2 separate regions of the Homo sapiens genome follow, and region 1 is linked to region 2. Evidence: read pairs that join two places in POLR2A ChIA-PET (ENCODE). Cell type or tissue: B cell. All regions are shown on one strand.

Evidence for each region. ChIA-PET counts read pairs that join two places held together with the same protein. Peaks named below come from ENCODE experiments on the same cell type or tissue, not always from the same donor. Only the 100,000 strongest peaks of a DNase experiment are listed, where the experiment ranks them.
Region 1: POLR2A ChIA-PET joins it to region 2 with 9 read pairs; 6 of 35 experiments call an interaction of 5 or more read pairs at or near these places.

The regions. Positions count from the first base shown.
Region 1 is chr13:77,060,964-77,065,963 of GRCh38, forward strand. It overlaps MYCBP2 (MYC binding protein 2), which reads right to left. Exons shown (of 83, transcript NM_015057.5): 73 at 3,652-3,771; 74 at 1,633-1,734; 75 at 699-827; 76 at 206-338. Among named protein-coding and RNA genes, the nearest start is that of MYCBP2-AS1, 12 kb to the right of the region's middle. In B cell, no CTCF peak of the experiment used is centred here; a DNase peak (open chromatin) is centred at 4,708; H3K27ac peaks cover 1,180 bases.
Region 2 is chr13:77,000,439-77,005,438 of GRCh38, forward strand. It overlaps CLN5 (CLN5 lysosomal BMP synthase), which reads left to right. Exons shown (of 4, transcript NM_006493.4): 4 at 20-4,679. The coding sequence ends at 531. FBXL3 (F-box and leucine rich repeat protein 3) reads right to left here. Exons shown (of 5, transcript NM_012158.4): 5 at 4,822-5,000. Among named protein-coding and RNA genes, the nearest start is that of CLN5, 11 kb to the left of the region's middle. In B cell, CTCF peaks have their summits at 2,381 (motif pointing left) and 2,580; no DNase peak of the experiment used is centred here; H3K27ac peaks cover 3,036 bases.

The sequences.
Region 1 (5,000 bases), 61 kb after region 2:
TTAGTGGCAAATCAGGTTTCTTGACTTTTGGTCTAATGCTCTCTTCACCATAGAACACTCTATATATTTAGTAAATATATAGATCAATGATGTCATAATTAAACATCAGAATATCACTCAAAATTATTCACAGTTTAATCAGTTGGCACGGTTTAATCTTTTTTTGTGGGTTTTAAAGGCATGGCTCAATCTTTAAACCTTTTACCTGTGTGTTCTCGGAATTCCACCATTGCCTTCATTGTTTTAGAATCTGCCAGTGCCATCAACCAGAACAATTTGGTTCTACCACAACCTTCATGAAGGTCAACCTTTATAGCTTCTTCTTCTTCTTTGAAGACCTATTATTTCATTAAAGAACAGGGAAAAATATGCTTATTTATCACTCTGAAAGGGAGAGTATAAAATTTAATTATTCAATAATAATAATGGCTTTCATTTAAGCACTCTAAGAAGTTTTGAATATTTCCAATCTTCTCTTTAATCTTCACAGCAGTCCCTTTTTTATAAATGGAGAAATTAAGTGTTTCTAAGGATAAAACAACTTGCTATTTATAGATGGTAAGCGAGACAGCTGTGAACTCAACCAAGGTCTTTGATTCCAAAGTCCACTTTTTCCCCCTACTACACAAAGCCTCTTTCACACATTTATTTCAAAATTCACTGAACATATTTTATGCTCCAGAGACAAAAATCTTCACCTGTCTTTGATGAGTTTTGGTTCTTCGATGAAGGTGAAGGAATCTGTCACAGTCTGTACATAAATTTCCACAGACATTGCATAAAATGATTGCTGCAGTTTCACCATCATCATGGTTATCACACATAGGCTAAAATAAGACATTTCCACGTTACTTAGATTAACAAGCAAGTCTCAGACTCTCATACAAATTGAATATAATTTATTTACAAAAATAAACCGTTATTCGGAAGTCTATTAAGAATTTAGAATCTGAATATTAAACAGAATTATTGCAAATGTACTTAACTATAAAAATCTCTCAAAACTCCAAATCCAATCATTAATGTGCTTTGCAGGTTCAATGATTAATACAATGAACAGGTATACTTTGTTACTTAGAGACTTAAGAAATGTCTGCCCCATTATATATCTAAACATTCTGTATGCCAAAGGAAGAAACTGTTTATTTTTGAAACTTGAACATTAATAAGAAAATGGTGAAAGGGCCTATATAAAGTTTTCCTTTCTAGTGAACTTAAAGATACCCATCAAACCTACTTAAGTATATATGTGAACAGGTGGTGTGTCATGTTGCCTGTGTTATTGCTTTATTTCCTTCCTACCATAAGACTGATTACATTTTAGTAAAATATCTAGTCACTAAATCAGACTCTGGCTAAAAATAAATTTTGATATGATGCAAACATGACTCAGAGAAGAAGAAAGCTCTTTAATATACTTAAATAAAAGCCCCTAAAGTTTCCATATACTATGAAGTAGGGACTCTCTGAAATAGACTTGTGAGATGAACTTGGCCGAAGGGACACAATCTTTCAAGAGATCCACTAACTGTTTATGTTGATGTGTTTTTTGTTTGTTTGTTTGTTTTTAAGCTAAGCTAAAGCTTACTGTAAAGGAAAGCAAGATAAATTCTTACAAAATTCTGATCTTACCATTTGTTTTTGTTGTCCATCCTTTCCCATCCATCTCCCCGAGGAGAGACGATCTACGTGGTCCTGATCAAGAACACATAGGGATGCGAGAGCAAGCCAGAGCTGTTGAAAGGGAAGGCTGTTACACCACTGAATTTTTAGGAAAGACTTATGAAATGCTGACTGTGACACATCACAACAGCTCAATAAATGCTGGCTGATTTTGAAAATACATAGATACTCAGTGGCACTCAAGTCTTCCTGATGTGGTAGCAGGCATACACGATCACTGTCCTATGTGCCATGCACACAGGAGGCACTCAGATATCTACTGAACAAGTGACTGTTTCTCTGATGAACCACCCTGTCTTCTATCTGACAAATAAAATTATCCTTTATTGGTCTACTATGTAAACAACATATGAATAAATGAATTGGCATATTTAATATTTACTACTAATGTCTTCTGAATATTTTTCCATTTAGTATCATTAAATGCCAAAGAAGGTGGTACAGCAACTGCTAAATTGTGTACAGTCCCATGAGTAGTCAGGTACACATTAAATCCTTCTAGATAATAAAAGTTCCTCAGAAGTCTTTGTTGCCCCTTGTTGCCCCAGAAAGCCTAATACTATACTTGGTGCACTTTGTCAGAAATACATACATGTCTAAAAGCTTTAGAAAACTGTTCTCCAAAATAGGGCCGGGCACAGTGGCACATGCCTGTAATCCCAGCACTTTGGGAGGCCAAGGTGGGTGGATCACCTGAGGTCAGGGGGTTATGACCAGCCTGACTAACATGGTGAAACCCAGTCTTTACTAAATACAAAAAAAATTAGCCAGGTGTGGTGGTATATGCCTGTAATCCGAGCTACTTGGGAGGCTGAGACAGGAGAATCGCTTGTACCTGCAGGCGGAGGCTGCAGTGAGCCAAGATCGTACCATTGCACTCCAGCCTGGGCATCAAGAGTGAAACTCTGTCTCAAAAAAAAAAAAAAAAAAAAAAAGACAACTGTTTTCAGAAATAGTTAAAAATTTCTGAGGCTTAAAGGGTAAGCTTCAGTTTTATATAGAATGATATATCCCCTCATTAATGAAGAATAGAAAATGACTTAACTAGCTCAACTCTAAGAAGTGCATGTGAGTGTTATTGGATACAGAAAGCAAGAGATGTTAAAATAGGGACAGAAAAATAGAAAAAGAAATAATGCATGCAAGGAGGAAGGGGAATGCAGACTGAAAGAAAGCAACACATGAGTGGTAGGAAAGGATTACTGTCAAAAATACCTATTTCAGGTGTCACAGTCAATAATAGCAAGATAGCATAAATTGACTTTTTCCGCCCTAGGGATATATAGTTTATCTTCTTCAGATTTCTGAGGATTAACCTAAGCAATTTTTACCAGCATTCACTTCTTCCTAACGTTGTCAGACTGCCCTCCTTCAAGGAAATCTCAAATCTCTTCTGGAAGTATATGGGACATGAAATCTAGCAGGTTAAAACTTACTATAAATGTGTCATCTGAAGAATGCAATCTCATTTCCTCAAAGATTTCCACCCTGACCCTGCCCTGGACAAGCACTTCTTGCTTTTTAGAAGTAAGACCTATAAATCCTGTAAGTAAGTTACAGGGCTCTACATTAGGAACAACCAGGCATAGGCAGGGGTCTTGTCTCCAAAGGACCTTCGGTCTATCACAGCATAATGCTGGCACTAAACTTACTGTGGTAAACTACAGCAAACAGATCATTAGAAAGACAACACGCAAACAATGTACAATGTAATTAGCCTTTTCTAACCAGTGTACCCTTGGCTTCCTAAACAATAACAAAAACAAGTGACACAGAACACATAACAGTGAGAAGTAACGACTAGTTCATAATATAAAAGCCCTTTATACTTTTTCAATAAATACGGTATTTGGTTAAAAAATAATTATGTTGACTTAGTGATTAAAATTTGTTTAAATCTATTACTAAAAAAGAACACGCAATGATACACACCAAATTTAAAACAAAACAAAACAAAGCAAAACCTACTCTAGTTGTTGCAATACATCTCACTGGAGACCTAAATTCTTCTTCCATCTTGGTCAAGGCAATGATGGTTTCTGCAATAGCATTTTTTGTCACTCGGGACCAAGCTTCTGACAGATGACCCTATTGAGCAGAACAGAGTATTTTAATAAGTGACCAGAAATGTATTACCATAGTAAACTCTTTTTTCTTAAATAACATCTCCTATCAAAGGAAATATTTGTTTTTAGTGAGACCATGGAATTTTAGATTATGGGCACAAACTTTTGAACTAAAATTTCTTCGTGATCCTATGGAAAATTCAACTTCTAATCATCATTTTGATATTTAAAAATAAATAAATAAAAAATTAAGTTCTCAATACTCTTTTCCTGGAAATCAAGGGCAATTACTCTCACATCTGATAAAAACATAACAGAAATACTAAGGTTATCTATGTTTGAGAAGTTTGTCACTTAGCATAAAATTTACACAGTGAAGCTAACTGCTTTAGATGAGTATTACAGGAACCTAAAATATAAACAGGTTCAAACTGCAACTACCTTTATTTGCTACCTTGATTTGTAATGAACAAACATTTAACTATCATATAATTTAGGTGTTCCTAAATATTACTCCTAAATATTTTAATTCAATGAACACCCTGAGAAAGTCTGTTTGCCACAGAGGTTGAGAAAATATCCACGCTGTTGGGAAAAGTGATAGAACTTCATCTTTCCCCCAGAAAATCCTCCCACTTCTCATATCCACATGATTTAAGGGGCAGTTCAATTCCTCCTCCTTCTCCAAGCTGCCTTCTATTCCTTCTGACTCTACATTCCATACTATCTTGTCCTTCTCAGGCTGCCCTCCTAGAAATAATACAATGTGTGGAAAATGACAAGGAGCAACTAATCAGAGCCAGGCATTCTGTAAAGTAACTCCCTGTCCTCCACACTCCCAGATCTCCTTTGGAAGCCACCATCTTAAGACAGAGGGTATATGACATTAATAAAGAAGAATAAAGGGTTTAAAAACCATGAGGACTGAGGAGAATGAGAAACTTCCACTTTCGAGAGCTCTCTTCCTCTTTTTTTCCTTTAGGTTTTTTGAATCAAGTTCTTTCTTAGGGTCTGAAAGAGCATATTTTATTTTATTAGATTTTAAAGTCACGTAACAATTCCCACACAAATTAACTGGAAAATTTGAAATGAACATGGTTTACATAAATGACAAATTATCACTCACTGAAAAGACAAACAGCATGATAGTTAACATACTACAAATAGTCTTTAAGTAAAGTTACACTAATCTACATCTCCTATCAATTCAGCAGAGTAAGCTGTTTTGTGTCAGCTTCCTGCCGCACTTCA
Region 2 (5,000 bases):
TTTTGTTTTTTTAAACTAGGAAACATGTTCAACCAAATGGCAAAGTGGGTGAAACAGGACAATGAAACAGGAATTTATTATGAGACATGGAATGTAAAAGCCAGCCCAGAAAAGGGGGCAGAGACATGGTTTGATTCCTACGACTGTTCCAAATTTGTGTTAAGGACCTTTAACAAGTTGGCTGAATTTGGAGCAGAGTTCAAGAACATAGAAACCAACTATACAAGAATATTTCTTTACAGTGGAGAACCTACTTATCTGGGAAATGAAACATCTGTTTTTGGGCCAACAGGAAACAAGACTCTTGGTTTAGCCATAAAAAGATTTTATTACCCCTTCAAACCACATTTGCCAACTAAAGAATTTCTGTTGAGTCTCTTGCAAATTTTTGATGCAGTGATTGTGCACAAACAGTTCTATTTGTTTTATAATTTTGAATATTGGTTTTTACCTATGAAATTCCCTTTTATTAAAATAACATATGAAGAAATCCCTTTACCTATCAGAAACAAAACACTCTCTGGTTTATAAAACACCTTAATTCTACTGCTCTTTTTTCTCCAATCACCAGCATCTGTTTTTCAGGGGGTGATTTTACTTTTGTGAATTCCTTAGCCTTTCTTCCTTGGTGCATAAAGTTAAAATGCACATCAGCAGAATTGCTGCATATTAACATCTCAGGACTCTTCTCTTGTAAAGAAGCTGAAATTCGTACTATATTGGCCAAAGTGAGCGAGTTAGGTGATCTTGGTTTCAATTTCCGAGCCTTTGTTAATATGGAGAATTATGGTTCATATCAGTTATGTAGGACCTTTGGACCCAGGGTCCTACAGATAGATATGGTGTGCCCAGATTTTAAAAATACCTTCAAAAATAAAAAATACATTCAGTGACATTTTCATGGTGGGAGCTCTTCTTTCTGATATGGCAGTTACACTTTTTCACTTAAGTGCTTTAGTTTAGACTAACTTTACAACTTCTATAACTTTTGGAACCAAGTTTAGTATAGTCTGATTACATTCCATTCACCTAACTTTAGACATTCGTTTAGACACCATAACTGGAGTGATTGTGCTTCTAGATGTGGCAAATCCAGTGTTAACACATATTTCTGGCTGAGATTTTGGAACTAGCTAGTAACTGGCTTGTGTTCTTTAAGCATACTAACATCACTAAATCTTAGGATTTAGGATTGCTGTAAAGATGTAAGTTGTGTATGTTTGGCAGGTCACATTGAATGGCAGTGATAATGATTAATCAAAGAACAAATGTCATCCTTGATCTTGCCTAATGTAGTTTATGTGCCAAACTTTCCAGGGTTTTGTAGTCACCTAGATTTTAAGCTGATAGCATAGTGCTTCAGCGGTTCTTCTAACCGGGGTATGCAGGAACATGGCTGCAGACACGTTTGGGTAAACAGGCACCTTCTGACTTCTTCATTGTTTCCTGTAGTTCTCCCTCTTCCCACAAAGCTGTCAGCGCAGTGGAAGAGGTTGCACTTCTCCGAGAGAGGACAGGTTTCTGTTAAGATCACCAAGTAGCTGTGCTTTAATTAGAGCCAGACAAGCTTTCAAGGTCCTTTAAGTATTTGATGATCAACTGAACACGTTTCTATTCAAGGAGAAAACACCATTCAGTAAGAAGATGGAGTAGATATCAGATAAAACAATTCACGTTTAATATGTAAATGTACCAATTATGTGATTCAGTTTCAACTTTCAAGTACTTCCTGAGAGGTTAGTACATTATTATTGAGCTCTCACAGAAAGCTTAATCATAGATATAATTAACCTGATCCAAATGAGTAAAGTGGACCTTAGAAAGGCTAAGTGATCTTTCTCTGGCTATCCAGCTAGTAGTAATGAAGTCAGGTCTTGAACCCCGGTTCTGCTGACTGAATTGGATGCACTATAGTACAGGCTTTTAGCACCGAAGTGTGGTCCTCAGACCAGTGCCTGCCAACCAGATGTTACTGGTCTGTGAGGAAATAAGTACAGATACTGACAGGAAGCTTTTATAAACAATTTATTGGAGTGTTTTTGTTTCTGTTGGGTCTAATTAAAAAAATTGGAGCTTGTATTTTATGTGTCTTTGGTCTTATTTTGTCTAGGAATTCATTTTTGCTGGGTTTTTTTTTTTCAACTGTAGTCCCACAACAGTCTGAAAATAACCCAGTCACCAGATATCTTCCTCAAATACAGAGGGAGAACTTTCTTTCACGCCTCCTTTAGCCTGTCGACTCCTTATAATAATGCCTAAATATTCCAAATTAATACTGCCTCTTTAACCTGCTAATTGTTTTCACAATGTTACAAGAAAACTTGGATCTGTGCATTATCACCATCTAGTGGCTAAACTCAGGCAACACGAACTTCTACCAAACTCAGGAAATTGCTCTGGAAAAACTACAGGATTTTGGATTTCCAGAACTGCCTTGAAGAGACAAAGATTCTTGTACCAAGTTTTGGTCAACTGCAAATCAAAGAACTTGGTTATGCAGGGAAAACAAATGAGGATATCTGTACCTGGAACTTTTAAACAAGATTCTAATAGTTATGTGAAAAAAGCATTCAAGATTTTTGAGTAGGCACAGTGGCTTACGCCTGTAATCCTATCACTTTGCGAAACTGAGGTGGTGGAAGGATCACTGAAGGTCGGGAGTTCAAGACCAGCCTGGCCAATGTGGTGAAACCCCGTTTCTCCTAAAATTAAAAAAAAAAAAAAAAAGCTAGGGGTGGTGGTCCATGCCTGTAATCCCAGCTACACGTGAGGCTAAGGCAGGAGAATCACTTGAACCCAGGAGGCAGAGGTTGCAGTGAGCTGAGATGGCGCCACTGCACTCCAGCCTGGGCGACAGAGCGAGACTCCGTCTCAAAAAAAAAGCATTCAAGATTTTTCATTGTTCCTAAGAATCTTAATTAAATGAAGACAGAAAGCATCATAAAGTCAGGTAACTACAGCACAGACAGCATTAACATTTACAAAAGTATTTCTTAAGAATTAAACCTGTCAGCTCTACTTACAAGATGTAGAGCTTTCAGGTGAAGATGATTCAAGAACATGCTTTCAAAATAGTAGTTGAGAAACCAAAACATAGCCACGCAGAAATCTGCCAATTAAGTTTTGCTGCCCTTTGAGCAATATGACTTAATGTGATTTACTTTAATTATAACTTAAGTACAACTTAAATGCAGTTTCTATTTTGCTATTGTTATAGATGTAGGCTGGGTGCGGTGGCTTATGCCTGTAATCCTAACACATACTTTGGGAGGCCAAGGTGGACGGATCACTTGAGGTCAGGAGTTCGAGACCAGCCTGGCCAACATGGTGAAACCCCGTCTCTACTGAAAATACAAAAATTAGCTGGTTGTGGTGGAGCATGCCTGTAGTCCCAGCTACTTGGGAGGCTGAGGCAGGAGAATCACTTGAATCCAGGAGGTGGAGGTTCCCACGAGCCAAGATCGCACCACTGCACTCCAGCCTGGCAACAGAGTGAGACTCCGTCTCAAAAAAATGTTGTAGATGTATAAAATTTATACATTTTTAGTCTGACTAGGGCTTTAGAGTGAATATATCTCCTCATTAATCTGGCACAAAATTAGTTAAGTAAGTATACCCACAAAGTGTCATCTAATATATTGTTGCATGTAGAGGAAAACACAGTGAAGAAACCTACTAACTTTATTTGGAACCCTCAATATTGGTGGCTCCTTAAAAATTGGAGAAAAAAATCAAGTCTTAGGAAGTCTTATCCAGTTTTATGGTCTGCTGTGGTGGCACTTAATGAATTACCTGGAATTATAGTTCCTGTAAGATGTTTTATTTTTTAAATAGTTGGCAGGCTATACAAAGAGTGATGTTCCAAAACTACACACATGCTTTTTCCCTGTTCACAAAGGCAAACAGGCTGGCCAAAGTGTTTCCAGCATCTTCGTCATATTTACCCTTTATTATCCAAGTGGTTTCCTGCTCTTCAAACCTTCCTTTCAAAATTTTGTCTCCTACTTAAAACAAGTTAGGATTATTTATCCTTTTATTGGACTGATTATTCTAAGGATAAGCTCTTACTTCACTTTCGGAGTAAAAGGCTTTGTGCCCTTTTTAAAGTTGGGTGTCAGCAAGCAGCTGGAATTTTCCTGCCTGGTAAAATTAAAACCAGCCCCACAAACTGGGGTTGGAGTCTGTGCAAAGCTCATTACTATCTATGTGTGGGGTAGAAATTATAGTGTGTTAAAGGACCTAGTGTAAAAAAAAAAAATTTTAAAGGACCTAGTGGAGGCTTGAACCTTCTTCACATGAACGTCTTCCTTTCAGCCTAAAGTTCTTAAAATGCACTAAATTGACTTAATCTTCAATCATACCTATTTTTTCTGATATGGTTACAACAGCCCAAATTACCAAGATAAGTTGAAAGCCAGTAAAACAATGAAAATAATTTCAATAGTTGAAAAACTATTCTAATTTATATAAAGACATTTATCTCTAAAAAGACTGGTTGGGTTCAAGGACCCTTAAAGACTGATTCTATGTCTAAATAATCTGTTTTATAAGTTCTCATTCTGAATGCAGAAAGAACCTATTATTTTCTGTATAAAAATTTAAAAATTTATATTTCATGGTAGGTTTTAAATTTCCTATTTCTTTAGGCATCAGAGCTTATTTCAAGAATAGATTCCATGAGCCTAACCTTGTATCTTCAAAAAGGCGAGTCTATCATAAACATTGTTTAATATTAAATATTATATCCATCAAATATGGATTTGAAACATTTTTAAGTTTAAAGTCAAATGTTTGTGTAGTTTTTAAAAAGTAAAATACAACAGCATTAGTAACTTTTTATTCTCAAAGTGATAAAAGCATTTAACATATACTTTACAGTATAAACAAATTAAGTACTATGCATTTTGCTTATAAAGTGACAAAGTATTTTAAGCATTATATAATTCAATTTGTACAAAAAGTAAATTTCCAAATACAAGCTTTGGTTAGTAGAACTGATT